Regions from separate parts of the Mus musculus genome. Here all the other regions are linked to region 1. A link is a loop called in an ENCODE intact Hi-C map of the cell type or tissue named here. Cell type or tissue: heart. All regions are shown on one strand. Links, peaks and the distances in the headings refer to the core of each region. The heading gives the core; the rest is flanking DNA.

Region 1 (4,471 bases), core at 263-4,262:
TGATGCGGGATGGGTCTATCACTCCAGTTCCAGATGATCTGATGCCCACTTTTGGCTTCTGTGGGCACTGCAAACATGTGACGCTCAGACACACATGCAGCAGGCACTGAGCTAAGTAAGACCAGTGTCTAACAGCAAACAGCCAGCATTTAACTCCAGCTCTAGACCTACCAGTGAAGACAGAGTCTACCTCTCGGCTCATTTAGACATTTCTTTTCTGGAAAAAAAAATACTGCTAATAGCACCTCTCTCATATAGTTGATTGTTCCTAACACACATGTGTACAGACGTTTAGTTCACTGCCTAACCAAATTAAAACGAGCTACCAACAGAGCATGTTGGCACATGCTTTTAACCCCAGCAACTGAGAGGCGAGAGGCAATTGGACCTCTGTGAATTTCAGGCCAGTCTGGTGTACATGGCCAGCAAGAGCTGTGTGGTAAGACCCTGTCAAAAACAAAACAGAAAACAAAACAAAAACCCAACAATATGTGGGGATGGGGAATGGGATAAGGGGTTTTCGGAGGGGAAATCAGGAAAGGGGATAACATTTGAAATGTAAATAAAATATCTAATCAAAAATAAATTTTAAAAAATATGTAACAAGTTTCATTGTTTACATTGGTGTCCCTGTCTCTGGCTCCCACAATCCCTCAGTCATCCTTTGCCTGTCTCTGTAAGATTAAAGGAACATACCTGGCGAAGTGGGGAGGAGGGGAGCGGGGAGAGACACAGCCCTACCCCAGAATATTTATCTTCTCAGGAAATAATTAAAGAGTACTTATCCTTGATCACAGTGAGAATCTCAGAAAGGAGACAGCACCTTACACTTCCCTGACAGTCAGGGGGAAGACCAAGGGAGCCATGTTAGAGTCCTTTGACAGGGTGACCCCTTCTCCCTAACCTCACCAAAGAGGAGTTATCTTGGAAAGAAAGGGTCTGCTAAACACGGGACTTCCCTTCAGACTAAGGATTGGGAGCACCGTGGGGTGGAGGGATTCGATGTGTTGGGAAGAGAACAGAAAAGCTCGGATACATCCAGGGAGCACAGCACAAAAGAGCTCCAGCTGCCCCACGGAGACAGCCAGCCTCGGGCAGGAGGTGGCTAATCAGCAGGACCCCTTGGAGAAGTCAAAGCTGCTTAGGTAAAGCAAGAAGGGAGCAGGTGATGGAAGTCAGAGAGCGTCCCAGGCAGAGGCAAAAAAGGATTGGAAAAGCGAACAAGGTGAAGGAAAGATGTGCTGGTTCCGTTCTCACTTGAAAATAAATGCAAGTAACTAAAAAATAACCGCAGTCAAAGTCTCCTGTGCAACCTCAAAGGAAAAGGAGATTTGGAGAAAGTCCTCATGTCCACTGACAACCCCTGTAGCCATTCAACTAAGCCTCTGTGCACAGCCTATTATGCAGGAAGCATTTTACTGACAGTTTCAAAGGTTAAAGATGGCAGTAAACATGGTCGAAAGACCACAAAAAAGGATAAATACACAACTCCAGGGAGGTAGAATTTTCATCTTGTCAGACATACCAGAAATTGACACATGAAAAGAGAAGATGAACGCCAGGGTTAACAGTCTGTACAGCAAGAGAGGGAGGGAGTGGGAGAGAACACACCGAGGTTGGAAGAACGAGATGTCATCGTGTCTGGAATAAAGTGTGCAGAATGATCACTGGAGAGACGGTTTAAAGTCTACTCCTTAAGAGGAAACAATGTGGTGTGGAGACACAGTGAAGAGCAGACAGCCTGGAATTAGGTGTTTAGAGTGGACCTGTTGGGAATATTCGCAGTAATGTAGGCAGGATGTGACTAAAACCCTAACCCTGTCCCTGTCCCTGCAGGATGTGACTGAGAGCCTAATCCTGTCCCTGCTTCTGGCAAGACAGGAACTACCTGAGGGAAACCATTGTTGGCATGACACTATTATAGTTGCTCGCACTTATCTGTCTCCACAGTCTGTGGTGAGGAAGCCAGGAGCACAGGGCTGGTGGGAAAGTTAATAGGGAGCACAGACTAGGGTCCACCAGCAAAGGGCTCTGCAAAAGACTTGCAAGCCAACCAAATATTTTAATTACCAGCTCAAAGTAATAACTTTTCCCCAAATTTATTCTACATATACTTTTTAAAAAAAAATTAAGTAGAGAAACACTTCCCCTATTTGAAAATGTCATAGTATATGTCAAATTCATAAAAGCTACATTTACTTGTAGAAGGCCTTTAACACCATAAATCAGTCTTTGGTGCCCCCTAGCGGAATTTCTTAGTATTCGGTTAAAAATTAACTATTTAAAATGAGTAATTTGATCTTATTCTTTGTGAATTTTACATCGTGCACCCCAACCCACTCATCTCTCTGTCCCTTGGGGAAGCTGTAGGGTGTCACAGTTTTGAGTGTTCATTGCACTGAGTCATTTGAGGCCTCTGGCTTCTGCTACCCTCTCTATACTGGATCTTCACAGGGGCTCCTGTTGCTGTCCCGCATCCGGGAGGTCCGCACAGCAGGCGTTTTCACACACCCAGCACACCATAACAGGGTAGGTGTCGGGTGGGCCAACTCAGAGCCCTGGGTCTGTGCCTGGGTTGTAGCTGAGTTGGTCAGCCCATCAGCTCTCCTGCCTGCCACACGTGACTAGGAGAATCTTGACCTTTCCCCTCCGTGGCAGACAAGGGGTGAGGCCAGCTCTCTCTTGCTCATGCCCTTAGGGCTGCCCAGGGGTGGGGCCCTGCTCTCCCACCACCTGGGGCAGTTCTACTGTGCTGTCCAGGCCAAGTGTGGGGCCTGCTCTCCTGAGTGGGCAGTCAGTGAGGGGCAGGGCCAGCTCTCCTGCTCTTATGACCTTGGGGGCCAACTCTCCTATGTGCTTAAGCGGGGGGGGGGGGGGGGGGGGGGGAGGAGATCTCTCCCTTGTCTATGCCACCCCTCCACAATAACCTGATATTATTATTATTATTATTATTGTTGTTGTTGTTATTATTATTATTTGCATTGGTGTTTTGCCTCCATGTATGTCTGTGTGAGCGTGTCAGATCTTCTGGAACTGGAATTACAGACAGGTGTAAACTGCTGTGGGTGCTGGGATTTGAACCTGGGTCCTTTGGAAGAGCAGCCAGTGCTTTTTGACTACTGAACCATCTCTCCATCCCTGATCTGATCTTTTAAAATGCTGTTAGCCAGAAATAACCTAAAGAAATGACATAAACAGGAATGCCATTTAGTAAGTGCCCAAGTCCTCAGTATAATCTTTGTATCACGAATTTACAACTGCGATTTATGCTATGGTTAAGCCAAGGGAATGGAACTTGGCTTTGGGGGTGGGAAAGATGGCTCAGAGGTTAAAAGCAAGTACAACTCTTGCATAGGCTTTGCACAGGTCCGACGACCCACACCTGTAACTCTAGGTCCAGATCTGATACCTTCCTCTGGCACCTACACTTCTGTACATACCCATACCCAGACACGCGTAAGGCCACAGGGAGTGGGCAGTTCCAGATAGGAAATGAGTCCGGGATGAGCATCAGGACCGAAGCCAATGCACTAAAATGCACCCGAGAGCCTCTGGCGGATGCAGGGAAAGACGGAGGGAAACCGTACAAAATTGGTCCTGGTGCACAAGATGCCTCAGGAAATTAAAAAGACACCAAGATGGGTGTGGTGGCCTATAATCCCAGCACTCAGGAGTCTGAGGCAGGAGGATTACTTCAAATTCAAGGCCAGTTTAGCTATGTAGTGACTTCCTTGCCAGCCTGAACGTCAAAGTAAGAGTTTGTCAAAAGAAAAAGAAGAAAGAAAAGGAAAAAAAGAGAAACACTCAATTTAGAAAATATGTAAATTTTAAATTTAATTATTAGTTTTAATTTTAACCACTTTCTTAAAATAATGTGTTCAGAGCTACATTGAAATATGTGTGTATAGTATAAAAACACATATATACAGCAATCACCTACATATACAAAATACAAGTGTGTTGTCAGTTTCCCTCGTATGGGTCTGGAGAGATGGCTCAGTGGTTAAGAGCACTGGCTGTTGGTCTGAAAAACTCGGGTTCAGTTCCCAGCATCCACATGACAGTTCACAACTGTCTCTAACTCCAGCTCCAAAGGATCTAATACCCACACATAAATGCAGACAAAACACCAATATGCATAAGATAAAAATAAATAAATCATCATTTAGAAGTTTCCTTCTTGAGGCCTGATGTAGTGGTGCAGGACTCTGACCCCAGCTCAGGAGGCAGGTGGACTTCTGTGTGTTCAAGGCCAGCCTGGTATACATAGTGACTTCAGGAGACCTAGAGCTACATAGTGAGACCCTGTCTTCAAAACAAAACAACAGTAACAACAATGACGAAATGATGACAAAAACAAAACAAAAAACCCAAAAGCAAAACAAGAGTCCTCTCTTACACTTTTTTCAGCAATAAAAAAAACTTAGCTCTTTTTGCCACTGATCTATAACAGAGCTCACTCATTCCCAAA
Region 2 (4,471 bases), core at 189-4,188, 210 kb before region 1:
ATAAACAAACCAGGCTTGAGTGATGGTTCAGAATATGGATGCTTGCTATACAAGGATCCTAGTTCAAATCCCCAGCTCCCACATAAAGTCAGGCATGACAGTGCATTAAAACACCAGCATTGGGGGACCAGAACCAGGAGAATCTTAGGAGCTCACTGGCCAACCAACTAGTCAAGATGAAACAGCTTCTTGTTAGCAAAAGACTACCTCAATAGACTAATGCAAGAAGCAACAACAACAACAACAACAACAACAACAAAAAATCTGAGGGTCCTTCATTCAAAGGGGAAGGACAATTTTTAAAAAATATTTTTGGGACAACATATTATCTGTATACTAAAGAATGAAGCTGGATCTTGCCATTACACCATAAACAAAAATTATCTTAATACGGAGGACTTTTAGAGCAGTGGTGCTCAACCTTCCTAATGACGACCCTTCAATACAATTCCATCTACTGTAATGACTCCCAACCATAACACTACTTTCATTGCTTCTTCCTAACCATAATTTGGCTGCTGTTGTGAATTGTAAATACCTGGTATGTAGGTTCATCTGATATGAAACCCCTAAAAGGGTCATGACCCACAAGGTTGAAAAACACTGACTAAAGAGGTGCAGCTAAATTAAAGCATACACTTCATACAATCCCCAGCACCAGCAAAAAAGAAAGACTCAAAGACATAAAAAGCATTAAGACTCTTGAAAGAAAGTGTTTAAGATACTGGATTTGGCAGTGATTCTGGGATGGCCTGTTTGACAGAAATATAAGGGAACAACTCATCTAAAGTAAAATTTAAAAAATAGTCAGCAGAGTTGAATAAAAGAATCCCCAGGATGGAGAGCTGGCCAAGTGGCTAAAGCACAAAAATAACAATAAAATCCAGAGTTTGGATCCCCAAAATTTATATAAATGCCTGACAGACATGGTGGTTCATCTGCAATTGCAAGAGTAACCTGGTTAGCCAGCCTAGCCTCATGAGAGGGCTCTGGATTCAACTGAGATCCTGCCTCAATACTATAGAAAATACTAAAGGAAAGTACTCTTAATATTAACCTTGGACTTACGCACGCACACCCTACATACATATGAAAGGGGAAAATCCCCAGTATACCCAAAGAATATACAAAGTGGCCAATAAGTACATGCAACACTCGAAGCTACAAATCACTAGGAAGCGCAAATCAAAACCACCATAAAGTATCTCAACCCACTACCAAAAAACACACATACACTGGGAGTGAGTGTCGGGGAAAGCACCCTCACAGGGGCAGGGGGAAAAGGATGGGATAGGAGGTTTCCAGATGGGAGACCTGGAAAGGGGATAACATTTGAAATGTAAATAAATAAAATATCCACTAAAAGGGAAAAAACAAAGATAAAAAAATCTACACACACACACACACACATATATATACATGTATATACACATATATATGAGTACATGTATGTATGTATATAGAATAAGATGTAGTCGATTGTAGAATGCTTTCCAAGTATGCACAATACTCCAGGTTCAATTCCCAGAAACAACATACAATGGAGTATTTTCAGCCTTAAAAAAAGGAGGGAATTACTGACATGTAAAATGTACCCCCACCCAGCCCTTAAACAGGCTGAGCAGTTGACTGCTATCACCAGGAGATCATCGGGGGTGGAGCCTGCCACCCTATCCTTCTGCCACTCCCACTGCTACTACCGCCACCTAGCTGTTCCAGAGTACACACGTGGTCACCTACAGCTGGACTCTGAAGATGATTTGGCGGGAATGGGCCCCTCCCCCTTCCTTATAACCTCAGTTTCTGAATATTAAAATTGATCAGAATCTCTTGACTTAGCTCCATCAAGCCGCCTACATTCCCTCTTTTCTTCCAGATTTCAAGATGCTTTCCAGGCTCGAACCCGGACATGTGAGCCGCTGGCCGGCCTCAACAGTAAAACACTGTACTAACTGAAATAACTGACAAAGGGCCAGCAAGGCGACTAGATGGGTAAAAGCACTCACCGCCTTAATCTGCCAACCCAAGTTTGTTCCCTGGAACAAACCCATATAATGGGTGGAAAGAAAAGCAATTCCAAAGTTTTTCTGACATGTATCCCATGCATAGAAGGAGAAAAAGGGGAAGAAGAAAAGCAAATAATGTAGTTTAATTCATAAAAAGAACTACTTGTCAGTCTGGAAGAAAAGCATGGCGGCTCTTTCCTAGACAGTAGCAGTTTTATAAGAACTGTACAGTTAAGATAATTCACTAGTTAAACATTTCTTAGACACAACTAAAAAGTAACTGTAATTACCTTTGCATTCTGAAATCACTTGGCACTCTGAAAGATACCAGCCTTCCTCATCTCTTCGAAATCTTTCATGGAATCATAATTTCTGTAGAATTCTGCATACGCCTTCTTTCTTGGCTCAGCCACGCCAAACTAAAAGGTAGCATAGCCCGTTACAGAACTTTCTTTTCAGATTATTAGAAATGCATAAAAACAAAATAAACTAAGAAGATACTTGTACTCAGTCTTTACTGAGCCCTCTTATTTCCTAGACAAGGAGGGGGGACACCATGAAAGGAAGAGTCTTGTGGCAACTATACAGCAAAAAGCTCCCTACTACCCTAGAGACAGACAACCCTATTCTGGGGTAGGGTTGTAGTCCACATTTGTGTATGTGTTTGGTAGAAAGAGTGTTAAGTTGGGGCTGGAGAGATGGCTCAGTGGTTAAGAGCACTAACTCTTCTTCCAGAGGTCCTGAGTTCAATTCCCAGTAACCACATGGTGGCTCACAACCATCAGTAATGAGATCTGATGCCCTCTTCTGGTGTGTTTGAAGAGAACATAAGAAACCCTGCCGTCGTCGTCCCCCCCAAAAAGTTAAAGATAGTACAAAATAAACTAATAGCCTTCCTTCTAGCAAACCATAAATATTGCCAGTCGAAATGTTAACATGGTAACATATCCCGGCTCAACTTAAGCAGACTGTGAATTTTAAAGAAGTTTAAAGCAAATTTAAAAGATATAAGAAAATGCCAGAAAGTTATAGGGAATTTACACTTAAACAAGAACTGAGTCATTTTGCAAATTAGGGAATGGAATCCAAAATGATGGCTGATTACTTGAAAGGAAGGCCTTTATTAATAAAACTGCTAACACAAAGAAAAAGATCAGGAAGAGCTATGTTCATGTGGCTGTGTCTTACATACAGAATGGTCAGCACAGAGGGAAGGAATGGTATTTGAGAGACCAGGTGGAGTTAAAGCAATAGATCAAAGGTTAAGCAATAGCCACAGCTACGGCTGGCATTTGGTGATCCAAATCCACGTCTGGAATATAAAACACGGTTTAGCTCATCTTCCCAGGTTCACTCATCGTGCACAGAACACAGTACACCTGTGCGTACTAGTCCACAGGTGAGGGGCTACAGAAATGCACAGAATCCTGCTATCTAATGAAGCAACACAGAAGTAAATTTACTGTTCCTCCTCCTTTTCAAATCCCAATGTCATCCAATAAAAGAACCAAAGGGAGGTTCCTCAGTGCCACTCTCTAAAGTCTGTTGAAGCCCACACTATATATAATAGTTAAGTTAGCATCTACATGACAGGGCTAAATGATGTTCAGACAGCTAGAGTTTTATGAGGCTGGTTTTGGAAGAAACTTGGCCAACAGTGATCCACTTCAGAGTGTAAACAGGTCACCCAATGCATAAAAGGACCAAATAAAAAAAGGTTAACCCCAAGACACATTTTCAATCTTCTTGAGCTAGGTACACCCATCTTCTTTTCCCAACAGACACCAAACCTCCTAGACTTCCAACCCTGGGACTTGTACCAGGACACTGGGATAAGCAGTTAAAACTGCTAACACTTTCCCCTCAAGGCTTCTGTATTGGGTAGTATACCAACATTCCCTTGGTGCTCAGATCTCCAGACTTAGAGTAAATTATAACATCAGATTTCTTGGTTGTCAGCTTTACCTTGATACCTGGGAAGAGGGAACCTGTAATGACTGTGGCGCATTTTCATTTGAAGATAGGGTTTCTGTTACGTTGAAGCCTTTGGAAGGTAAATGAGGGAAATATCTTGAAGATAGAGTTTCTTTTTTAAACAGCTCTTAACTAGGTTTAAAAAATAATGTTTTAAACGAACAGCTTGTGACCTAAAGCACATACCTTATAGGCAGCGGCAACTCCCAGGGCCACAATGAATGCGCCAGCAATATGAACCCGCAGACGCTTGGCCAGAAGACCACGCATCTGTGGTTTGGGCAACAGCGCACCGGAACTCATGGTAGCCAATGTCCTTTGCGAGTAAAACAAGGAGGGGAAAAAAAAAAGGCTTGTAACAGGTTAAGTGATTGAATGAACTCTACATGCACAACGTAGTTTAGTATCTACAATCGCGGCCTAACCCCTCCTGCAAGGTCAATGACTTTGGCAACTTCATCTTTGCCCGCTCCTCTCCTACGCATTTCCAC
Region 3 (4,471 bases), core at 260-4,259, 1.6 Mb before region 1:
GCCTACGCTTGTGCGCTCTCGCGCGTAACTCCCCCCCCCCAAACACATACACACACACACACACACACACACACACACACACACACACACACACACTGTGTTAGTTGCAGATGTCAGAATAGCAAGTTAGTTACACAGTTCTGGGCAGGTCTCCCCAGAACTATAGGATGCTATAGGATGTTGTTTCATCTCTGGCTTGTCTGTATGAGAATCACCTGAGAGCCCAAGCCTGAGCCAAAGTATGAGCATCTGCTAGCTGCTCTCTGGGTCCTTATGATGTGTGACTCCACTGGGGCCGAGAGGCCTGCCTCTTTGGACCCTCTGACTTCAGAGACCTGTGAATGAGTAATGGAGTCTCAGATGTCTCATAACTCCTGTCTGCTTAGCCAGCTTCGTCTACACCAAGAAACTGTATCCCTCTATGACATCAGCTCTTCTGAGCTGTTGACATCTAGGTGGAAACTTAATGAGACATTGTGGTCCAGACTGGGAATTCTACCTGGGACAAACTCATTTTAAAAAACAAAACCAATGGACCAATCAAAGCAAAAACCAGCCTGGCTGGTACTTGTGTGATTCCGTGATTCCAGTATCCCAGAGTACTTTGGCTTTTTTTTTCTTTTTATTTCTTTTTTTTATTATTATTAGATATTTTCTTTATTTACATTTCAAACGTTATCCCCTCTCCTGGTTTCCCTTCCGAAAACCCCCTGTCCCCTCCCCCAACCCAAGTACTTTGTTTTGATATTTTCCTCTCCTGGTAAGAATGTCCCAAGCTCAGATGTTCTCAGTTTTGCTGGTAAAGCATGCTACCCACTCCTTGAGATGTCAATTTAACTGGACTTAGTGGTGCCTAAAAGGCCCCAAATTTAGAACCACTATTCTGACTCTTAAAAAGAGGTTCTACTGCAACCCCCTAGGGGTGTGCCTGTCAGTTAAGGGAAAGGGCAGGGCAGCCAGCCATAAACCGACACAGGTCATTGAAATCCCTGAAATCCAGCTGGGGTCAAGTGAGTGTCCAAACTCAATTCAAAGTATTTCCAACCTCTCCCAATCCATTTTGAAAAAGTATAAAGTTAACCGGATTCTGTCCTTGGGGACAACCCCAACGCCACCCCATCTCCCCATATGTGTGCATTCATTTAAGGACACACTCCTAGCTTCAGTCCAGCCTCATCATAGCCTGCTAGGCCTGCTCACGGTGTTCCGGACAAGCTGGACTTTGTGCTCTTTCCATAGGCGCTTGAGACCTTGATCCATTTGCCTTTGCAAAGACCTGCTCTGTTTTCACAGAATATCCTCATCCAACTCCGTCTCATCTGTATGGGCTTGACTTTAGTGGCCTTACCTGCCACTCACTTAAAATACGTTGCTTTTATAGACCATGGTAGTGCATGCCCACAACCCCAGCCCGTTGGAGGTTGAAGCCAGAGGATGAAGAGGTCAAGATAGGCCTGAGCTACTTAGTGAGATACTGTTTCAAAACACAAAATCAAAACTAAAGCCATTCTTCTACGTACATCTTCCTCCAGCCCATGACAATTTCATTTCCTGGTTACCTCGCAGTGTGTAATCATGTTTGCATTATGTACTTGTATAACTCTTACACATCAGCCTCAGGAAGGTGAGACCGTGTCTTTTATTAATGTTTCAGTATAGCTTCCTTCCTGGCTCTTAACTCATCACTTCTATCTAATATATTTTTGTTGAATTGAAATTTTAAGTGATCAGAGGTCCGGTAAAAGTTGTAATGAGCAAGTAAGCCACTAGGTGGTGCCAAGACCATGAGCATAGGCTGTGGTTAGAAAGATCCTATTAAAATACAATTCTGTTGTGCAAAATCCTTGTTACTAAGGGTATTTATGTGGTCTTAGATTAATCAGTACTCCATCTTTTAGAGGGTATACCCATTTGGGCAGAATCCTAATTGACGAAATTTTGTTATGTGGAGTGTGTGTGTGTGTGTGTGTGTGTGTGTGTAACTGTGGTGTGTGCATCCATGCATCAGATTGTAGAGGCCAGAGAAAGATGTTGTGTGCTTTCCTGTACCTCTCTCCACCATACTGCCTTGAGATAAGGTCTCTCTCTGAACCAGAAGCTCATTGTTTGGGTTAGCCTGGCTGACCAATCAGCTCTCAGGATCCAGCTACCTCTGTTTTCAAGTGCTGAGGTTATAGGTCTGCACAGCTATGCCCATGGGCTGTGGGGCTTTAAAGTCAGGTCCTTATGCTTCAGAGCAAGTGCTCTTATGAACTGGACCATCTCCCTAGTCTAGTTCTATGAAGTGTGTGTGTGTTTGTTTATATGTGTGTATTTTTATGTGTGTATGGGTGTGGTTGTATATGGGTGTTTGTGTGTGTTTGTGTATGTGTGAGTTTGTATATGTGTTTCTGTGTGTTTGTGCGTGCATGTGTGGCTCACGTGTTGATGTCAGAAGACAATTTCAGGAGTCACTTCTCTGTGAGATGTGGGGGTTGAGCTCAGGCTTTCAGGCTCACTGCACAGATGCTCTTACTGACTATCTTGCTAGCCCATGGGCTCTCTGAATCTTGAAGATGTCTAGAAAAGAAATAATGGAAACTGTCTTATATAAAGTGTAATGCCTGCTCACAGTATCCAGCCAGTCGAACAGAGCAGAAGGCTTCAGTGACAGTGCCCTCTCTTCCTTTCCACTCTTATTTTTATTGAAGTCACTTATTAACCTTTTGCTTTCTTTTCTCTAAGGCAAACAAACTAGCCTTATGTCTTTAGCTTTCCTTCAGCAGAGGAATCTTCATTGACCCCGTTCTTATAAGCCTGCGGTTGTCCTGGAGACTGTTCATTTTCTGGCCCCTAGCATCCAACTTCTATGGGAGATCAGAAGGAAGCCCCAAGGACAAGTTTTACCTGTTCTCAAGACATTACAACAGGAAAAGATGCCCAAAAGTAGGCCAGGAAAATATGAGATAGAGCCCTCCAGGTCAAGATGACAATGTTCTGTTGTTCTGTTGTATCTTTTGCAGAGCTATGTGAGTGTGCCTGAGTGTGTGTGTGTGGTATGTGCGTGTGTGTGACTTCTTGAGGTGGACTCTGGAACAAGCCCTAGCAGCTGGCATGTGCATTCTGATGTCAGTTTTGCCAGACGCAGAGCTGTAGCTGTCAGGGGTCCAGCAGATTTCCCGATCAAGGGACCTGTCTGTGCCATCTGTGACTACTTCCCACTGTATAGCCACAATGGTCATTAGGAAGGTAGCCCCAGGACCATCACTTGGTCAGAAAATGATAAGCTGGAGTTACCCTGCTGGCCTTGGACTAGCTGTGCGAGGCACTAGTTCTTGCCCAGCTTGCTTGCAGCTTCCACCCACCCCATTTTCTTCTCTTCTGGCTCAGTTGCTTCCCTGTGGGCTTTTTTCTGTTTCTCAGTGAGATGGGGGATGCTAGAGAACAGACTCCGATAGGCTTATGTTCCTGGGATCAGCAGCCTCAGCAATGGGGACTTAGAATCTCAGGTGCCATTCCCAGACCTAGAGGAAACCAAGCATCTGGACCAGATCCTTGAGTGTGATTCCCACAGGCAGGAATGTTCCAGGGCCGTTCACAGAGTCCCAGGTGTCCAAACACTGCTACCACACCACCCTGCTATCACCAGAGCTCCTGGGCACTTGCCAAAGGCACACATTTCTGAGCATCAGCCTCCAGAGAGCCCAGCTGCGCCAGGCCTGTGGGTGGCCAGCAGTTTGTGGTTTCATTAGCTCTGGGGGTGATTTTGTGGGGTGTCATCAGAATCACCAGGCTAGACCATCTTCTGAGTATTCTCTACTCCAGGGATTCTGATATTTTTGCCCTTGACACTCTTGGGATGTTAGAAACCAAGGCAAGATGTTTGTTTGTTTGTTTATTTGTTTGTTTTACATGCAGAGGCTGAGGTTCTAGACTACTGTGTGCCTTTTCTCCCCACATCCCTCAGTAGGCCTTGATTTCTAGGTGCTGGCTGTTGAAGAGTCTGGTCTTTCCCCAGCATCTTACAGGCATCTGCCATGTGGCTCCCATGGCTCCCACACTGGGGAGCCAGCTGAATAAGTTTTGGTGGACTGGGGGTGACCAGATGTTAGGGTACTCAGAGTTGAGCTGCAGCATCTTGACTCTCGGGTGTTGCTTTTGAGCAAAATGTCAGTGTCTGCTGTATCTGGTCTTCCCAAATGCTCCTGTCATGTTAGTCATCTGTACCATATCTCCAGAAGCCCATGTGGATGCTAAGAAAGGATGCTCAACCAAGGCTCCAGTCCTGGGCCCTTGGTTGGCTATCTTGAGGTTGCAGGTCTTCAAAGTGGAGGGTGGACCTAGTGGGTGATGAAGCAGCTGGCCAGAGCTGTAGATCACCTGGGGGAGAAAGGGAGATAGGAGACTTCCAGGGCATCCTGCCAGGCCAGAAGTTAAGAAGTAGCAGGAGACTCCAAACCAGAACAAAGATTCCCTTAGAAGCCACTTCAGG
Region 4 (4,471 bases), core at 156-4,155, 860 kb before region 1:
AGGACTTGATCCAATCTGAAGGTGGCAAATCAGCAGTTCCAGAATGAAGACCCGTGCACTGGCTTATGTGGCCTGGTGGCTAGGCAGTTTGGAGCAGCAAGATGAAGAATGTGAGCTGTTTGGAACCAGTGCAGCAAGACGAGTAAAGCTGGATGTGTAGACACGGGCTCTGGGTCTTCAGTTGTCATAAGCAGCCTCCCCGTAGCCCTGGAACACAGCAGCCCAAACCCTTACCCATACTTCATCCTACCTGTTAAGATGTTTCACCCTATGCCATGTCCTGTGACCTACTGCTGAGAGGGCATGCAGGGCAAGGGCAGATGTGTGTGGAAAGGTACCCAGCAGATAAGTAGAATCCCCAAGAGCTGGTGACAGAAAAGAATAGCATTTGCCTAGGTAAAAGGAGTTGATGAGCATCTCAGAGACACGGAAGCTAAAAATTGAGGTGAGAGTTCTGTTTACTTGGTTCCCAACAGAAACATATTTTGAAGTCAAATGGAATCTAGTATTAGATTAAAATTTTGGTGGCCAGCAAAGAGACAGACGCTGCTATTCTCAACAGGTTTCCAAGGATTTTGAAGTAAAGCCAGAGAGTGGCCAAAGGACTAAACCATTGAATGAATGAACAAGCTGTCCAGGCCAGCTGTTTGGATAGTATTTTCCCTAGGGAAGGAAGAAAGGAAATGGGGGAAGATGGAAGAGAGGGAAAGGGAGAGCCTGAAGAGTGAGCACAGCTTTCACCATTGCTTCCAAGTGTCAAACTGATCAACTTCAGTGACTCTCAAACTTTGCATCTATTCACCTGGAGGACTTAAACACAGTTTTCTGGGGTCGTTCCCAATTCTGACTCAGGTGGGGCAATTCATTTGGCCTCCCTAAGAAGAGCAATCCATGCTTAATAGACCCCGCTGAGAAACATAACTGCTCCTACTGGATGTGGGGAGCTGCAAATAGGCTGTCTTTGCCCCATTTTAGAAAAACAAAAGTCAGCAGCAGGAGAGTAGCTGCTTAGCAGGAGAGTAGCTGCTTAGCAGGAGAGTAGCTGCTGAGCAGGAGAGTAGCTGCTGAGCTCAGGTCAGGAGGATTGGAACACACTGCAAATCAAGATTTCCTTCAGAATTTTCCATCGTTTTAGTATTAGGAGACAAGCAAGCAAACGTGTGTATGCATGTACACACACACACACACACACACACACACCGACCCAAGACTTGCAAGAGACCAGCAGGAGAGCATTGAGCCTCTCCCACCTTGCTGACAGGTTGCTGGGATTGGCCTTGCTCCAGCTCCTGGGGGTTTGGGGGTGGGTCGGGGAGACAGACTGGACCTCTGGGTCTGCCTCCCAGGCTTGGTCATGGTCACATAGCTTTCCCTGAGATTCCATATTTGGTCTCCCCAAGCTGCTCCCAAGTGACCAGGTGTCCCTGTTGCTCATTGCCAGAGGTATGTATGTATTGTGCAGACTCCGGTGGGAAGAAGCTAAGTGGGGGGCATAGGGACAAGGAGGGTGCTCCTGGGTCCAATATACACCCCTCATCTCTCTCTAGTGGGTAGGGTCCAGCAAAGGGCATCTGGGGCTGATTTGGGATAGCCAGGGCAAGGAGTCATGGCTGAAGGATCGGTCTAGCAGCCTGCTGCACACAGCACACACAACTTTTCCTCTCCTGCAACAGGCTCGGGTTCAAGCCAAGGGAACCAGGCAGTGAGATCACTGGAGGCCACACTCACATCCTGGAACCCATGCCACGAAGTGTTCGCCCTGTGCCTCCAGGGGGCGCTGCGGTCCTTCTAGCGGACTGCAGAGCTATAGCCTGCCGGCGCTTTCCCATCGTGTCCCTTTGGACAGCCCGAGACCTAGCCACGATTTTTTAAAAGATGGAATTCTTAATCCTGGTCCCTCCACCCTCAGCTCCGTGTCTAAGACTCGCAAGCCTCTCCGCTCGCCTGGCCCCTTCACCGCTCAGTGACTGGAGTGCATGCACTTTTAAGTCGAGCTATGGTCAAGTCATCCAGGCTGCAGAAAAACACAGCAAAAGGTCGCTGTTCCGCAGAAGCTGAAGAAAAGCAGGGAAGGCGACTCATAGAGGGGTCCTAGGGAAGAAGATACAGTTTCCATAACTTGGTTTTAAAGCGTCCAATTTATTTAGGCTGTCTGCAGCACGCAGTCAACTTCAGGGTGTCTGTGTCTGACACCTGCTGGCTCCACCCGCAGACTCCTGGGTGGGCTGGGGACTGCGCTGTGCGCGCGTGTACACACACACACACACACACACACACACACACACACACACACACACCAGCTCCTCTGCTAGGCCTTTTCCCCTTCCTCCCATACCACAAACGTTGGGGCAGCAACCGTTCAGCCCGCTCCAGGTCAGCGTGTCCCTGTTGTCGAAAGCCCAGAGCCGTGAGGACTGAAGCTGACCCGATCCACGGATAAATGAGTAAATTGGCAGCTGAAACCCGACAGGGAGCTGGGACAGCTCCGCGGAGACTCGGACCTGGGGGTGCAGCTGGCCTGCGGCAGACTCGGCTTCTGCACGCCAGGACACCACGGCTCGTTTGGTGGCCGGGTGGGCCAGTTTTCTGCAACGAGGCTTATTGCAGGTCTGTCTACCTGGTGAGCCGGCTCTCTCAAAGCGTGCGGACTTGCCGCCCTCCCACCCCCGAGGTCTGAGCGCGGAGAAGTTCCGGTGCGGGTCCCAGGTGGCCGCCCAGCGGCCTAGAGAAGCTGCGGTTCCGAGCGCGCTCTACTGCACCTGCCCATGCCCGCTGCAGGGCTCAGGCCGCCGGGCCCCGCAGAACCGCGCTGCTACCTGCAAAGATTCTCGGAATCTATCCAACCTTTTTTTCCAGCTGCGGCGGAGCTCGGGCTGGGTTGGGCTAGAGTTCTTCCCAGGCTGAGAAGCGCGAGGTAAACGTGTTTACAGCAACAGGCTGGCTCAGGGAGCTTTCGGAAAGGGGGGTTAGAAATTCCACGGTTTTGAAAAGCGAGAGATTCAGTACTCAATACACACGGGCCCAAAGGTGCGAAGCCTGCTGATGCAGAAGTTGCCTCCACTTTAGTGCAAGGGAACTAGAAAGCACTGGCTCAAAGCTCAGGTCACCAACGGTGCGTGTATGTCCTGGGGGGGTCTGAATGTAAAGAAAGTTCCCTCCAGTTCTCTAAATTGAGAAAGGCTGTTCGAAGGAATGAGGTGGTTGGAAAGAGGGAACCGCAGGCATCCTGGGAGCTGAGGCTCAAGACCAAGCGCTAAAATGAAAGCACCCTATGGAACTCACTCGAGAAACGGTTTTTTAAACCCCCAACTCTTCCTAGGCGTTCTCCTGCGTCCATCAAATTTATTCTGAAGTAGTTAAGCACTACAGGATACTGAACACTCCAGTCTCTGTCCCAGGCTCACTTCCTAATCCTTGCGAACCTACAATTGGTGAAGATGGCCTGCTAGTCCTGAATTACGTTTTACCAAAGAAACGAAAATTAATATTCACCTTGACAAAAATAAAACAAAAGGCTTTTACCTTAATGGGATCGTTTCCGTAGTGTCTGCCTGCCTTCCTGCTTGGTCTTTGACGATTCGGCTCGGCTCGTAGCTTTCTGCTTACACCTATCCATCTCCTCACATAGTTGAGGTTATTGTAATTGTCCTTTGAGGGGGCGACCGAAAAGCATCTTTTGGTGAAACACGTTTGAATTGTACAGTTCCTTTAAAAGATCTATGGTTCTGCAAGCACCAGCTAAAGTGTCCTCAAGTGGTTTGGGACGAGGGACAGTTTGCTTAGTTCTGTTCCGGCGGCGCGTTGCGTCTGAAAAGAAGTTGCTTCAAGTGGATCTTATCGTTCCCTGACATCCTTTTCCAGAGGGACTGTAATACCCTCTCATTTACACGCTCACAAAACTAAACCTTTAGGAGAACTAAGAAACCTAACAGTACATGTCAAATTCAATCAATTTTCCTGGCGGCTGAACAATGAACTCAATTTTTGCTGAGAATGAAGATAATGCACGTTTTGAGGCACTGGAATAGTTTTTTCCTAAAATTTAAAAAAGATTGTTCTTCACCCATTCCAGATGGGCAGGTTATTGTTTGCCAATGGATTGCAGATGCCCACTCCTTTGCCTAAGTTGGTTAACTGCTTATGAAATGTACATTAGCTGATTAAAGCTTAGATATTGAAAGAAATTTCTCCCGGAACATCCAGATGTCTCTGCACTAATTATGAAATTAGTCAATTGTCACCTTCATAAACAAACTTCGTTTTGAAAACAGGGAGGAAACCAGACTACACACATAGTCACAATTGACCAAAAGTATGGGCAGAACTGTTTTACATAGGAGGAAGGGCGGTATATGCTGGAAAACAAAATCTAAAACTGATAGCTTTGGCCCTTTGAAGCAGATGATCATATTAAAAGTGTTAAGATGTGTAAAATGACGCGACAGCTAACCGAGTAAAAGTACGAAATGCC
Region 5 (4,471 bases), core at 284-4,283, 170 kb before region 1:
TAATGTGATAATCATGTGATTTTTTTTCTTTCAGTTTGTTTATAGGTGGATTACCTTGATGGTTTTTCATATATTGAACCATCCATGCATTCCTGGGATGATACCTACTTGATCTTGATGGATGATGTCTTTGATGTGTTTCTGGATTTAGTTTGCGAGTATTTTATTGAGTATTTTTCATTAATGTTCATAATCACAATCGGTCTGAAGTTCTCTTTCCTTGCTGCATCTTTTTGTGGTTTAGGTATCAGGGTGAATGTGGCCTCATAGAATGAGATTGGTAGTGTTCCTTCTGTTGTATTTATTTATTTATTGTTTTTGTTTGTTTGTTTGTTTGTTTTGAGACAGGTTTCTCTGTATAGCTAAGTCCTAGAAGTCACTCTGTAGAATAGGCTGGCCTCGAACTTAGAAATCTGCCTACCTCTGCCTCCCAAGTGCTAGATTCAAAGGAGTGCCACCACGCCTGGCTGTTCCTTCTGTTTCTATTTTGTGGAATAGTTTAAGGAGTATTGGGATTAGCTCTTCTTTGAAAGTCTGGTAGAAATCTGCAATAAAACCATCTGGCCCTGGGCTTTTTTTGGTTGGGAGATTTCAATGACTGAGTCTATTGCTTTAGGGGTTATAGGACTGTGTAAATCATTTACCTGATCTTGATTTAACTTTGGTAAGTGGTATCTGTCTAGAAAATTGTCCATTTCATTAAGATGTTCCAATTTTGCAGAGTACAGGTTTTTGAAGTAAGGGCTAATGATTCTTTGACTATAGCAGCATGACTGATCCTGTTTGCTTGTTTGTTTGCGTTTTGCTTTTCGAGACAGGGTTTCTCTGTATAGCCCTGGCTGTCCTGACACTCACTTTGTAGACCAGGCTGGCATCAAACTCAGAAATCTGCCTGCCTCTGCCTCCCAAGTGATCCTGTTTTGTTTTGTTTTGTTTTGTTTTGTTTTGTTTTGTTTAATCCATTCTGTTAGCCTGTGTCTTTTTATTAGGGAATTGAGTCCATGATGTTGAAAGATATTAAAAACTAGTGATTGTTAATTCCTGTTATTTTTATATTAGTTGTGTGTGTGAGAGAGAGGTGGGGGGCAGAGGGAGGAGTTTGGTGTGATTTCCATTTCTGTTGTTGCCGTCCAGCTCTAATCTGTGGTGATCTGAAAAGATACAAGGCATTCTTGCAGTTCTCTTGTGTCTGTTCAGGCTTGCCTTGTGACCGACTATACGATCAGTTTTGGAGAATGATTTGTGATTTCCATGTTTTTTGCTGGGATGGAATTACTTATTTCCAGTGTTTTCTTGAGTTGGAGTTTTCCTTTTAGTATTTTCTGTGGGGCTGGACTTGTGGATAGATATTTTTAAAAGTTGGTTTTCTCTTAAAATAGCTTGTTTTCTCCCTTTATGGTGATTGAGAGTTTTGCTGGGCAGAGTAGTCTAGGTTGGCACCTGCGGTATTTTGGAGGTTGCAGGATATTTGTCTAGGCCCTTCTAGCTTTGACAGTCTCTGTTCAGAAGTTGGGTGTGATTCTGACAGGTTTGCCTTTGTATGTTACCTGGACTTTTTCCCTTACAGCTTTTAATATTCTTTAATTGTTCTATATATTTTGTGTTCTATATATTTTGTGTTATGATTATTATGTACCAGGAGGATTTTCTTTTTCTGGTCCAGTCTAGTTGGTATTCTTGTAAGTTTATAGGCATTTCTTTCTTTAGGTTGGGAAAGTTTTCTTCTATGACTGTGTTGAGAATATTTTCTGGGCCTTAGAGCTGGGACTGCTCACCTTCTATTCCTATTATTCTTATATTAGGTCTTTTCATGGTATCTCAGATTTCCTGGATGTTTTGTGTCAGGAAATTTTTATCTTTTGCATTTTCTTTGACTGATGCATCAATTTCTTTTATTGTATTATGCTTAAGAGTCTCTCTTCGGGGGGACAGGAGAGATGGCTCAGAGGTCAAGAGCACTGACTGCTCTTCTAGAGGTCCTGAGTTCAATTCTCAGCAACCACATGGTGGCTCCCAAACATTCGTAATGGGATCCGATGATTTCTTCTGGTGTGTCTGAAGTCAGCTACAGTGTACTCATCATACATAAAGTAAATAAATAAAATCTTAAAAAAGGAAAAAAAAGTCTTTCTTCCATTTCCTGTATTCTGTTGGTGATGCTTGTATCTATAGTTCCTAGTTTTCCCATCTCCAGGATTTCCTCCGTTTGTGTTTTCTTTATTTCTTTTATTTCCACTTTCAGGTCTTGCACAGTTTTATTTATTTCCTTCACCGGTTTAGTTGTATTTTCCAGTATTTTTTTAAGGGATTTATTCATTTCCTCTTTAAAGGCCTCTATCATCTTTATAAGATTGGATTTAAGGTCATCTTCTGTTTTTGGGTTGTGTTAGGAAATCCTTATTGTAGTGAACAAACTGTGCTTTGGAGGCATCACAATATCCTGGCTTTTGTCGATTGTGTTCTTTTGGGGGCCTTTAGCAATCTGGTTTTGGGCCCTGGATGCTCTTGGTTTAGTAGGTATTGAGATGGGGGTGAACCTTGATGATCCTGGTGTGGCTGTATGGTTCCAGACCTGTATTCTGTATGGTTCAAGAGCCTTGGGTAAGATGAGATGAAGGTGGGCAAAGAGATAAAAGGAGAATGGAGGTCCCCCCTGGGTTGGAAGGCTGCTCAGGGCAGCTTGGCTTGAACCAAAAAGCTCAAAGAGCAGGAAAAAAGGGGGGGGGGAGGAAAGCTTACCTGTATGAGTCAGGAATCTGATGGAGGTGGAAGAGAGACAGCAGGAGAATGGAGCTGGTTGGGAGACTTTTAATGACTGCTTCTATTTCCTTAAGGATTATAGGACTGTTTAAGTAAATAGTTTATCTATTCTTGACTTAACTTTGATAAGTGATATCTATCTAAAAAATCATCCATTTTGTTTAGATTTTTCAATTTTGTAGAGTACAGGTTTTTGAAGTAGACCTAATGATTCTTTTAATTTCCTCAGTGTCTGCTGTTATGCCCCTCTTTTCATTTCTAATATTGCTTACTTGGAGACTGTCTCTCTGCCTTTTAGTTAGTTTGGCTAAGGGTTTGTCTATCTTGCTGATTTTCTCAAAGAACCAGCTCTTGCTATTGTTAGTTCTTTGTATTATTCTGAGTTTGATTATTTCATGCCATTTATTCCTCTTGGATATGCTTGCTTCTCCTCCTCTTCCTCCTCTCCCTCCTCCTCCTTCTGTAGAGCTTTTGGATCTATTTTTAAATAGCTAGTATGAGAACTCTAATTTCTTTATGAAGGTACTTAGTACTATAAAATTTCCTCTTAGCACTACTTTCATTGTGTCCCATAAGTTTGGGTATGTTGTGCCTTTGTATTCATTGAATTCTTTAATTTCTTTATTTCTTCCCTGACCAAATGATCATTGAGTAGAGAGTGGTTCAGTTTCTATGAGTTTTTAGACTTTCTGTTTGTTTCTGTTGTTCTTGAAGTCCAGCTCTAATTCATGGTGGTCTGACAAAATACAAGGATTTCTTGTATCTGTTGAGGCTTGCTTTGTGACCAACTTGTATCTGTTGAGGATTGCTTTATGATCAACTGTATGATCAGTTTTGGAGAAGGTTTTGTGAGGTTCTGAGAAGGTAAATTCTTTTGTTTGAGTGAAATGTTCTATGGGTATCTGTTAGGTCCATTTGATTCATAACCTTGGCTAGTTTCATTATTTCTCTGTTTAGTTCCTGTCTTGATGACCCATCCATTGGTGAGAGTGGCATGTTGAAGTCTCCCACTATTAATGTGTGGCTCAATGTGCAGTTTAGCCTTTAGTAATTTTTTTTTTATGAATGTGAGTGCCCTTGTAGTCAGTGCACATATGTTCAGAATTGAGACATCTTCTGGAGGATTTTTTTCTTTGATAAATATGAAATGTTCTTCCATATCTCTTTTAATTTTGGTTTGAAAATCTATTTTATTAGATATTAGAATGGCTAATTCATCCTGCGTCTTGGAACTATTTGCTTGGAAACTTGTTTCAGCCCTTTACTCTGAGGTAATGTCTCTTTTTGTTGCTGAGATGTATTTGCTGTATACAGCAGAATGATGGATCCTGTTTTTTAATCCATTCTGTTATCCTTTGTCTTTTTAATTGGAGAATTGATTGAGTCCATTGAAGTTGAGAAATATAATGACCAGTGACTGTTATTTCCTGTTATTTTGATGTTGATAGTGTAGGTGTATATGTGGTGTGTGTGTGTGTGTGTGTGTGTGTGTGTGTGTGTGTGTGTGTGCTTTCCTTATCTTGTTTTCATTGGTGGAATTATTTATTCCCTGTGTTTTCTTGTACTTAACCTTCCTGGTTTAGAGTTTTCATTCAAGTATTTTCTGTAGGGCTTGACTTGTGGATAGATATTGTTTAAATTTGGTTTTGTCTTGGAATATCTTGTTTTCTCCCTGTATGGTGATTGAGAGTTTTGCTGGGTAGAGTAGTCT
Region 6 (4,471 bases), core at 328-4,327, 630 kb before region 1:
ACCTATAGGCAGTAATTTCTTCAAATTGCTCACTTTATCAGCAGCACATGTCATCAATCCTGAAGTGGTTGCTCAAGTCAAACTGCAGAATCTTTAGCTTACAGATGCAGCTGCAAACAGGTGAACAGGCAGAAAGTAATTTGTGCAGCTTGGTGGCTGTCAGACAAAAGGCAGACAATCTGTGTTTAAAACAGATTGCAGGCCCTGTATGGGCTAGACAAAAGGGATTTCTCCAACTGCAAATAATTCCAAGGTTAACATATTTTATTATGTCATTAGGTGATTTGTTAAAATTTAAAACAATGAACATGATAAATCTACACAGAAACTGGAGACAAGATAAAAGAGAAAATCCGATCAGTGAATAGATACACATTTGTTTTTCCAGGAAACATAACTGGCCTTCATAGAAGCCATTTTATCACAAGTTAATGCAGGCTATAAAATAGTTCTTTGATGCTTTAAAGATCGTAATAAGTTACATTAAGAATTATTCCTATTTAAAAAACCATACAGCCAGAACAGGACAGCTTCATGAAAAACATTTAGTTTTGAGATTATTATTTTGTAGATGTTGGAATTTGCTTTTGTCAGACATTGTTTAGATTTTTGTGTGACTCTTTCCCAAGATATTTTTAAAAGTAGTGTGTGCTAGCTACATCATACATTTCAGGATATCTGTATCCAATACTTAAAAAAACCCCATAAGTTACATATAGCAAAACTTTCAGAATATGTATCTAAAAAGTCTCCTTGTTTTTGTTTTGCTATTCATTAAGATAGTCACACTTTACAAGATTCTTCCATAATAGTATTAGTATTGACAGTATTCATCATTTTATCTCTAATTTTTTTTTTTGTTATTTTTTTCAAAACAGGTTTTCTCTGCATAGCCTTGACTGTCCTGGAAATTCCTCTGTAGACTAGGCTGCCTTGAATTCAGAGATCTGTCTGCCTCCCCCCACCCCCTTCCTTGCTGGGATTAAAGACATGATACCACACCCAGATATCTATAAAATTTAATATTGGTAAATACCTTATGAGACTCCAAAATCAGCAAATTATTAATTACCAGTATTCGGCTGCATGAGTGCAGACTCACTACACAAAGCAGAATGAAGAAATTTGCTTCATAGTCTTTGTATCTGCAAAGAAAATTATTAAACAATACATACATGCTCTTGTGTACAGCCATGCATACATATAGTTAGGTGTTTAAAATGCACATGCCATGAACACATTCATTCATTCATTCATTCATTCGTGTCTGTACGGTGCATAGGAAGGAAAGCAACAGCCCATGTTGTTACATGTGTGCTTCTGCGTTTTTTCACAACCCTAAGTGAATTACATGTTGTTTTTCTATTTTGTTGTTTAATTTCAAAATAATTTAATATTGTAATTACTATAAATATTGAGTATTTATGTATAATATTTAAAAGCAAAATTTTACATGAAGTCTGATTCTGGTTTTGTTAATATTACATGGTTTGGGAAACTTTTTAATCGTCTCTTAGTTTTTTAATGATCATTTATCTAAGTCATTGTTCATATTATATTTTAAAAAATGTATAAAGAATTTTATCTGATGTCTTGCAAGGGTTCTCATATACACTAATGGACAAACCCTGCAGGGGCCTCTTGTTTTGGAGTCTCTCAACCTTGATGTTGATCTCCCTCACCCCCCCCCCCCCCTTCCACTATTCCCTCCAGCCCCCGTAGAGTAGGATAGTTACAATGCTGTGTTTGTGTCTCTGTGTGTGTGTGTGTCTGTGTGTGTGTGTGTGTGTGTGTGTGCGCGTGCGCACACGGGCCCATGCTGGTGCTTATGTATATGGAAACAGGTCCAGAAAGAGGACATTGGGTGTCTTTCTTTATTACTTGCCTCCTTGCTTCTTGAGATAGGTTTTCTCACTAAACTTCAAATTTGCTGTTTTTTACTAGACTGGCTGGCCAAAGAGTTCCTAGGATAGGTCTGTTTTTGTTCCCAGTGCTGGAGTTACAGACTTATGTGGCAATCCTTGGCAGTTTTTCATTAGAAATTAAACTTTGGATCCCATGCTTGTAGAACAAGTACCTTACTTACAGACCCATCTCCTCAGTCCTCTAGAAACTGACCGCCACCACCACCACCAGCACCAGCACCAGCAGCAGACTACTGTTTGTACCAATATTGTGTGGACCAGGATAGAGTATTACCATGTTAAGACACAGTGTTGCCTATGACTTGGACCCAGCCTATCACCTGTTTTTTCTGGAGAAAAAAAAAGTTCTGAAGTTCCTTTGTGTGACAGTAGTAGAACTGAATAACTATGAAAGAAATTCTACATAGTGCAAATCCTAAAGCATTTCTCTTTAGCTCAGGAGAAAATAATGTTTGCTGGCCCACACTGTAGACTGAGCTCTTTTAAGCAAAGCTTTGTACATTTTTGGATTTCATTTTTTTATTCTTGATGTATTATATTTATGAATATGCTCGCTTTCCTCACATTTTATTTCATACCTAATCCATTTATCTCTTTAACATGCAGCGTCTGTTGTGGGTGTCTTGCTTTGTTTAGTGAGCCTGTCACTGCTTGTTTTGTAGGACTGAAGTACTGGAGGTTACGAAGGAGGGCACCAGCAGGGGGCAGTATGGAGCCTTTACCCAACCTGCTTAGACTTCATGTTGTTGGTTTGAAGTTCTTTCTAATATATTAAAATAGATGTTATAGTATTACTAAGTTATCATTTTATAACTTTTATATTTCCATTTCTGTAATTTCCTTCAGTCTTTATTAGTGTACTTGATTTTAAACTTTGTCTGAGCTATAATATAATCTACCACATATTTACCATATTTACACTTGAAATATCCTTTATTCCTTAATCTTAGATAGTCTTTGCAATAACTGAGGTATTTTTCTTTGGAAATGTCTTGGAGGGGCTGTCTCAGGCTTGTCTGGGGTTTCCCAGTAGAATGATAGCTCTCTTTGTGTTCGGGCCTTCTTGGATTAGCATCCACTGAGCTCCTGCTGCATTCTGAGTGCAGTGCTTTCCAAGTGTTGGGAGCTCTGGAGGTGGACAGTGGCTCTCACAGGCTCCTCCTGTGTTCTGAAGAAATGCTGTTTATAGCCAGTTTTCAATGAGTATCTCATGAAGTTTGATTAAGCCCTTTTCTATCTCATCATTGCATTAGAATATACTGATCACAATACGTGTGCTATGTATTCATTACGAAGGCAAAATCACCATAATAAAATATTTTTACATTTGATTTCCTAAATAAAGTAAATATATTTTATAGGGCAGGGGAAAAAAGTACTTAGGCAGTCCAAAGGGCTAATCAGAGAGTCTTTATGTGCACTGGTAATGTGCTGTGCAATATAAGCTGAAATATATTCCACAAGGGAGGAAAATGGAATCGGTTACATACACTGTTCCTAAGTGTAATGATCATAAGACTCCATTACTCACTTTAGGCAGGTGCTTTTTATATGAGGCTTTAAGGAAATGTAAGGCTGCTGTGAGGTGATTGGTTTGTACAGACATAGTTTACTATCAGGTTGTCTGACAGGTTAAAGAAGCTGGAAGTATTTTTGCAAACATTTACTAGTGTCTAGTGGATGACAATGAGTATTTATTTGGTGGATAGATGCATAATAACATTGCATAATACGTGCAATTTTTCTGTGACTTATTTAAGAAACATTTACAGAGATGCAATGAAATTTTGTATTTTTGTTCTTAATGATGAGAAAATGCTACTCCCTGAAACTTCTTTGACAGATACATATTTTTGAAAGGCTCACTAAATAGTATTTCTTTGTAGTTTTAGCCTGTTCTTTAGAACCTGTGTTTTATTTATTTGTTTTAATTAATCATTTTATTCATTTACATTTCAAATGAATCCCCTTCCCAATTTTCCCTCCACAAACCTCCATCGCATCCCCCCTCCTACACTTTACCTGTATGAGGGTGCTCCTCCATCCACCCACCCATTCCCGCCTCACTGCTCTAGCATCTAGCACACTGAGGTATGGAGCCTCCACAGGGATGCCAGTTAAGACCATCTTCTGCTACATAAGTATCTGGAGCCATGAATCCCTTCATGGATACTCTTTAGTTGATGGTTTAGTCCCTGGGAGCTCTGGGTGGTCCCTTTAGTTGATATTGTTCTTCCTCTGGGGTTGAAAAACCCTTCAGCTCCTTTAGTCCTTCCATTAGGGTCCCCGGGCTTATTCTAATGGTTGGCTCTGAGTATCTGCATCTGTATTAGTCAGGTGTTGAAAGAACCTCTCAGGGAACAGTCATACCAGGCTCTCCTGTCATCAAGCACTTCTTGGCATCAACAAGAGTATCAGGGTTTGGTGTCCACAGATGGGATGGATCCTTAGGTAGGGTAGTCTCTGGATGGCCTTTCCTTTAGTCTCTGTTCCATTTTTTTTTTTTTTTGTCCCTGTTTTTCCTTTGGCCAGGAACAATTCTAGGT
Region 7 (4,471 bases), core at 323-4,322, 230 kb before region 1:
TCTCCATCCACAAACAGCCCTCTGGTGGCTTCAGGCTTTACTGATCACAGATTTACTGATCAGCGGTACACCTTCCATATGGTTAGGAAGAATAGGAAAGGACTCTCAGCAGCCAGATGGGATTAAGAGTCAACGTGGGCCTTCCCCTGTATGCCCTCTATGTTCCCAGACCTGAAGGAAGCTTCACTGGAGCCTGACAGGAGACTCTTTCACATGTGTCAGGGAAACCAAGGTCTCTAAACCAGCCATCAGATGGAACCTGTGATCATTCTGGGAGATCCTCTAAGAAGAGGAATAACTTATTCCACAGGACCATTGATTGATTGATTGATTGATTGATTGATTGATTGATTGATTGAGATGGGCAGAGATCAAGTAAACTAACCTAGGTTGGAAACCCTACTCCTAAATTTTTCAGCCAGAGACTGTGAATGTCTTACTAACAAAATCTCACTTCAGTGTCCTCTGATTCCTGCCAGTAGAGATACTGTAGACACACATCAAGTGGGATTGTCATCTACCTCCTGTATCCATACAGCTCTGACCCCCAGCAGCTCAGTGGTCAGGCACACTTGCAGGGTGATGGTGGCACTGTTGGCCTTGTGCTTGGGGGATTCCATGAGCAGTGCCTTGGCCCCACGTGGCTCTTCATTTGTCAGTCCTAATGACTGACAGCCATGTTGTCACCCTAATGCTCCAGAAAAGGGCTCAACATTTATGCCAGTCCTATGCTCTCTACTTTAGGAAGCTCTCTGCTTTGATAGTGACCTGGGGACTTGGCCTCCCTCTTCGGTTGGTGACTTAACTGAGGATCTCTGTCACAGAGACTTGCTATTGAGAGAGGGAACAGTTCCCATCCTTTGCCTTACCTCACAGCCTTCCCAATAAAAAGGCCACAGTACTGAGTTTGGCATAAAGATTCCTAAAGGAAGTTGCTTTTTCAGATCTCTCCTCTCCCTGCCCCTGGTCTTTGCCTGCCCCTGGAGTCCTCTGGGCTTACAAGCCCTCAGTCCCCACCCCAGGCGGAAGGGAAAAGGCAGAAGGCTGTGAGCAAGCCACTGGAGCAGGCCAGCTCCTGGCAAGTCTGAATTTAAATAGGAAAGCAGACCCAAAGCCACGCTCCTGGGACATGGGTGGGGGAGCACTTCCCTCTCGCTAACCTAATCAGTGTGTCCCTGTCACCGATGTTTACACAGCCCAATAGGGTTGAAGGAGAGACATTTGTTTGGCTCTAGCTCCACTCTAAGAGAAGTACTCAGCTTGATAGGATTGTGAAAGATTAAAAAGAACCCTCCATCCTTGTCAAAGCTTGCATCCCTTTTGCAATACCCTATTTTAGCATCTGGCTTCTCACCACCAGGCAGCTGCTGCTGCTGCTGCTGCTGCTGCTGCTGCTGCTGCTGCCGCCGCCGCCCTGACAGATAGGGAGAAACATCTCAGTCTGTGAGCACCTGCAGCCCAGAGTGCCTGACTGAGCTGGAGGTGTTCTCTGCACATGGCTCCCTTTACAGGAGTACAGGAGGCTTGGGCACAGAAGTCATATTAAAGCCATTTGCAAGGCTGCCAGAGGAACACTGTGATTTATAAAGTATGAAAGTTCACCATTTATGAATTCACAGATATGATTTCCCATATTTTGCTCCAAAGAAGCTTATGGGTGTCATACACCCTTCGTTCTAGTGTGGAAAGGGAATTTTAGAGAAAGCAGGCCACTTTTCATGAGTGTTGAAAGTGCTGAACTCAAGGTCTCAATAACCCCTTCCCTTTGTGTTGCAGGCTGGGTGGTGGGGTCTCTGGAAATCCTCGGCAGCCCCGCCAGCTTAGTGAGAAGCATTGGGAATGGGATCTCGGACTTCTTCAGGCTTCCATATGAGGGATTGACCCGAGGCCCAGGAGCCTTCGTGAGCGGAGTCTCCAGAGGGACCACATCATTCGTCAAGCACATTTCCAAAGGTAGCGGGTGCCGGTCCTTGCAGGGCCTTGTCTTGTGTTTCAAGCGTTCATGCTGTTCAGTTTGCTCACCCAGCCTGCAGCTTCTGTTGTGTTAACTTGCTGTGAAATGCTGGGATGATAGCAAAGCTCATGTTTTAAACAAATCACTGCTTGCCTGTAGTGTTTAAAAATGTTTCAGAAACGTTCTCATTGAGAAAACACAAACTGGCTCCACTGTTATTCTATACAATAAATATAGAAATACTGACAGTGTTTGTGACCTCTGCTAAGCAGCAGGGCTCCCACACCAGTTGCCTCATCATGTTTCTAAAATGCAGATACAGTTGTCATAGCTGTCTAAGGACATGGACTCATTGTAGTGGGGAAGCTGACTGCTAAGCCAGCTTTACTCCCACTCCCTACATCCACAGTGCCATCTTGTGGTCCAGACAGGTCATCAGGCATGGAGGCTAAACTGCTTCCCACCAGGAGAATGTTTTCATTTCATCCAGTGTTTGCTCGATATTTTGGTCAGGTTGGCAGTGACCAGGGAACTAACAAGGGCCATCTGAGTCCCCTTTTCTTCTCAGCGGGAGGCAGAGAAAACAGGGCAAAGGCCTTCTTGCCCATAAAAGGCATTTTACTGTAGACAATACCATAACTCTGTTATGAGTGGGCAGGTTACTGAAGACTCTAGAAGACCTCAAAAGAAGACTTAGGCTTGAAATATGAGACTCCATGATCCATAGTGAGGGTGGGGGCTCCTGGTGGGGGGTTGGCAAGAGAGCAGCCAGAGTAATAAAAACAAATTCCATGGACAATGAAAGGGAGCCTCCCCCAGCCCCAGATCCCGGGAGGCCTGGGAGCGGACTAGAAACTCACAGATGTGTGCCTGGTGGGCTTCTCAGTCCTGCCATGGGTCCTCTGAGGTTCTGGTGTTTGTGTTTTACAATAGGACAGCAAACACCTGTTAAACTGTAGCTCAGCTTATTTAGCATCCTGACTGCTTCTTACATTTGTTCTCCCATCTTAGCAAAATCGGGGGGGGGGGGGGTTGTCTGTGTGTGTGTGTGTCTGTGTGTGTGTCTGTCTGTGTTGTGTGTTCATATGTCTCTGTGTTTATATGTCTGTGTGTGTCTGTGTTCATACATCTGTGTGTGTCTGTGATTCATGTCTGTATGTGTGTCTATGTGTTCAAGTCTGTGTGTTCATCTGTCTGAGTGTGTCTGGGTATCTTATGTGTTCAGACCACAGGTAAAAATGATAGCTTCAGAAGTGGGACCTGCCATTTCTTCTCTATTGGTGTCTTCTGGTTTTGCTGCTGAGATCCATATGTACTTGCTGGAGCAGTTGGGACTGTTGGAGCATGGGAAGTTGTCTTTTTTTAGGAAAACCAAACAGAATCATTGCCTGGGTTCCTTTGTTGACTTTTCTATCAGTCAATGTCCAGATTACCAAAACTTCATAAATCTTCTATAGCAAATAGGGTTTTTCCCTCAGAATACCAAGTGATAGAGTTTACTTTCTCCCTTTATTAAGACTGAAGTCATGACCAGGTGCGGTCACGCTTGCTGAGGAAGATCACAAGTTCAAAGCTGATGTAAGCCTGTATAAGAGAGCAGAGGAGGGCCGGGCGTGGTGACACACGCCTTTAATCTCAGTACTTGGGAGGCAGAGGCAGGCGGATTTCTGAGTTCAAGGCCAGCCTGGTCTACAAAGTGAGTTCCAGGACAGCCAGGACTATACAGAGAAACCCTGTCTTGAAAAAACAAACAAAAAAGAGACCAGAGGAAGAAAAGGGAACAGTGAATTCACAAGTTGTAAAGTGGAAACATTTCTTGACAATCTACCTGGGACTAAGGAGTATAACCTTAAACATAACCTGTAAAATGAGCTCAGAAACATAGGTAGGCTAGGCATGTAGTCAGCGGTCGGACTTTAATCTCTTAAAACTGGATCCATAGAGGACTTCAAAAATCTTTCCCCCAAGTCTTGAGAAATTATTGGCAAGGTGCAAAGGTCTTAGCCACTCAGTGCTGCTGGCATGTCTTCTCATCCCACCTCACAAACCCTGGCTGCCACCTGAAGGGAACCAGCCCATGCTCTTGTGCCCGCAGGTGCCTTGACATCCATCACCAACTTGGCCACCAGCCTGGCCCGGAATATGGGCCGGCTCTCGCTGGACGAGGAGCACTACAACCGGCAGGAGGAGTGGCGGCGGCAGCTCCCTGAGAGCCTAGGTGAAGGACTGCGACAGGGCCTGTCCAGACTGGGCATCAGCCTGCTCGGTAAGAGACTCGATACTCCTGTCTGCATTCAGCTTTGGAAGCTCCAGGGATGGCCACGTGGCTTCTCGTGGGAGTGGTTGTGGAGTTCGCGACCTTTCATAAATAGAACTGAGCTATGAAGGAACAGTCCCTGGCAGTGCATCTGAGGAGCACTAGGGCAGGAGCAGTTCTACAGTGTGGTGCTGCTCCTTAGCAGGGCTACCTCAGGACTGCCTGGGGAGGAGATTACCAGACACAATACCTGTGCTCCA

What was found. Hi-C counts contacts between places; a loop is a spot of excess contacts. Peaks named below come from ENCODE experiments on the same cell type or tissue, not always from the same donor. Only the 100,000 strongest peaks of a DNase experiment are listed, where the experiment ranks them.
Region 2: a loop joins it to region 1, with 2.8 times the contacts of the local background. A loop is called at or near these places in 22 of 42 quality-filtered maps.
Region 3: it touches region 1 in a loop (11-fold over the local background); 25 of 42 quality-filtered maps call a loop at or near these places.
Region 4: a loop joins it to region 1, with 7 times the contacts of the local background. A loop is called at or near these places in 26 of 42 quality-filtered maps.
Region 5: a loop joins it to region 1, with 2.7 times the contacts of the local background. A loop is called at or near these places in 2 of 42 quality-filtered maps.
Region 6: a loop joins it to region 1, with 5 times the contacts of the local background. A loop is called at or near these places in 9 of 42 quality-filtered maps.
Region 7: a loop joins it to region 1, with 4 times the contacts of the local background. A loop is called at or near these places in 7 of 42 quality-filtered maps.

What each region holds. Positions count from the first base shown.
Region 1 is chr15:36,146,248-36,150,718 of GRCm38, forward strand. Fbxo43 (F-box protein 43) reads right to left here. Exons shown (of 5, transcript NM_001081253.2): 5 at 3,813-4,471. Among named protein-coding and RNA genes, the nearest start is that of Rgs22, 8.1 kb to the left of the region's middle. In heart, for the core only: CTCF peaks have their summits at 2,236 (motif pointing left) and 2,437; no DNase peak of the experiment used is centred there; H3K4me3 peaks cover 563 bases; H3K27ac peaks cover 411 bases.
Region 2 is chr15:35,932,989-35,937,459 of GRCm38, forward strand. Cox6c (cytochrome c oxidase subunit 6C) reads right to left here. Exons shown (of 4, transcript NM_053071.2): 2 at 4,167-4,296; 3 at 2,297-2,425. The coding sequence starts at 4,283. The coding sequence ends at 2,312. Among named protein-coding and RNA genes, the nearest start is that of Cox6c, 3.0 kb to the right of the region's middle. In heart, for the core only: a CTCF peak has its summit at 1,720; no DNase peak of the experiment used is centred there; H3K4me3 peaks cover 820 bases; H3K27ac peaks cover 3 bases.
Region 3 is chr15:34,534,270-34,538,740 of GRCm38, forward strand. No RefSeq gene overlaps it. Among named protein-coding and RNA genes, the nearest start is that of Gm22208, 4.8 kb to the left of the region's middle. In heart, for the core only: a CTCF peak has its summit at 1,768 (motif pointing right); no DNase peak of the experiment used is centred there.
Region 4 is chr15:35,291,286-35,295,756 of GRCm38, forward strand. It overlaps Gm52178 (a long non-coding RNA gene), which reads right to left. Exons shown (of 3, transcript XR_003951500.1): 1 at 3,523-4,471. Among named protein-coding and RNA genes, the nearest start is that of Gm52178, 2.5 kb to the right of the region's middle. In heart, for the core only: a CTCF peak has its summit at 1,771 (motif pointing right); a DNase peak (open chromatin) is centred at 1,766; H3K4me3 peaks cover 2,087 bases; H3K27me3 peaks cover 2,367 bases.
Region 5 is chr15:35,976,120-35,980,590 of GRCm38, forward strand. It overlaps a transcript of Rgs22 not described here. Among named protein-coding and RNA genes, the nearest start is that of Cox6c, 40 kb to the left of the region's middle. In heart, for the core only: a CTCF peak has its summit at 2,007; no DNase peak of the experiment used is centred there.
Region 6 is chr15:35,515,983-35,520,453 of GRCm38, forward strand. The region is part of intron 17 of Vps13b (vacuolar protein sorting 13B); the gene reads left to right. Among named protein-coding and RNA genes, the nearest start is that of Gm24771, 31 kb to the left of the region's middle. In heart, for the core only: a CTCF peak has its summit at 2,634 (motif pointing right); no DNase peak of the experiment used is centred there.
Region 7 is chr15:35,912,998-35,917,468 of GRCm38, forward strand. It overlaps Vps13b (vacuolar protein sorting 13B), which reads left to right. Exons shown (of 62, transcript NM_177151.4): 57 at 1,777-1,953; 58 at 4,050-4,220. Among named protein-coding and RNA genes, the nearest start is that of Cox6c, 23 kb to the right of the region's middle. In heart, for the core only: a CTCF peak has its summit at 2,371 (motif pointing left); DNase peaks (open chromatin) are centred at 1,024 and 2,354.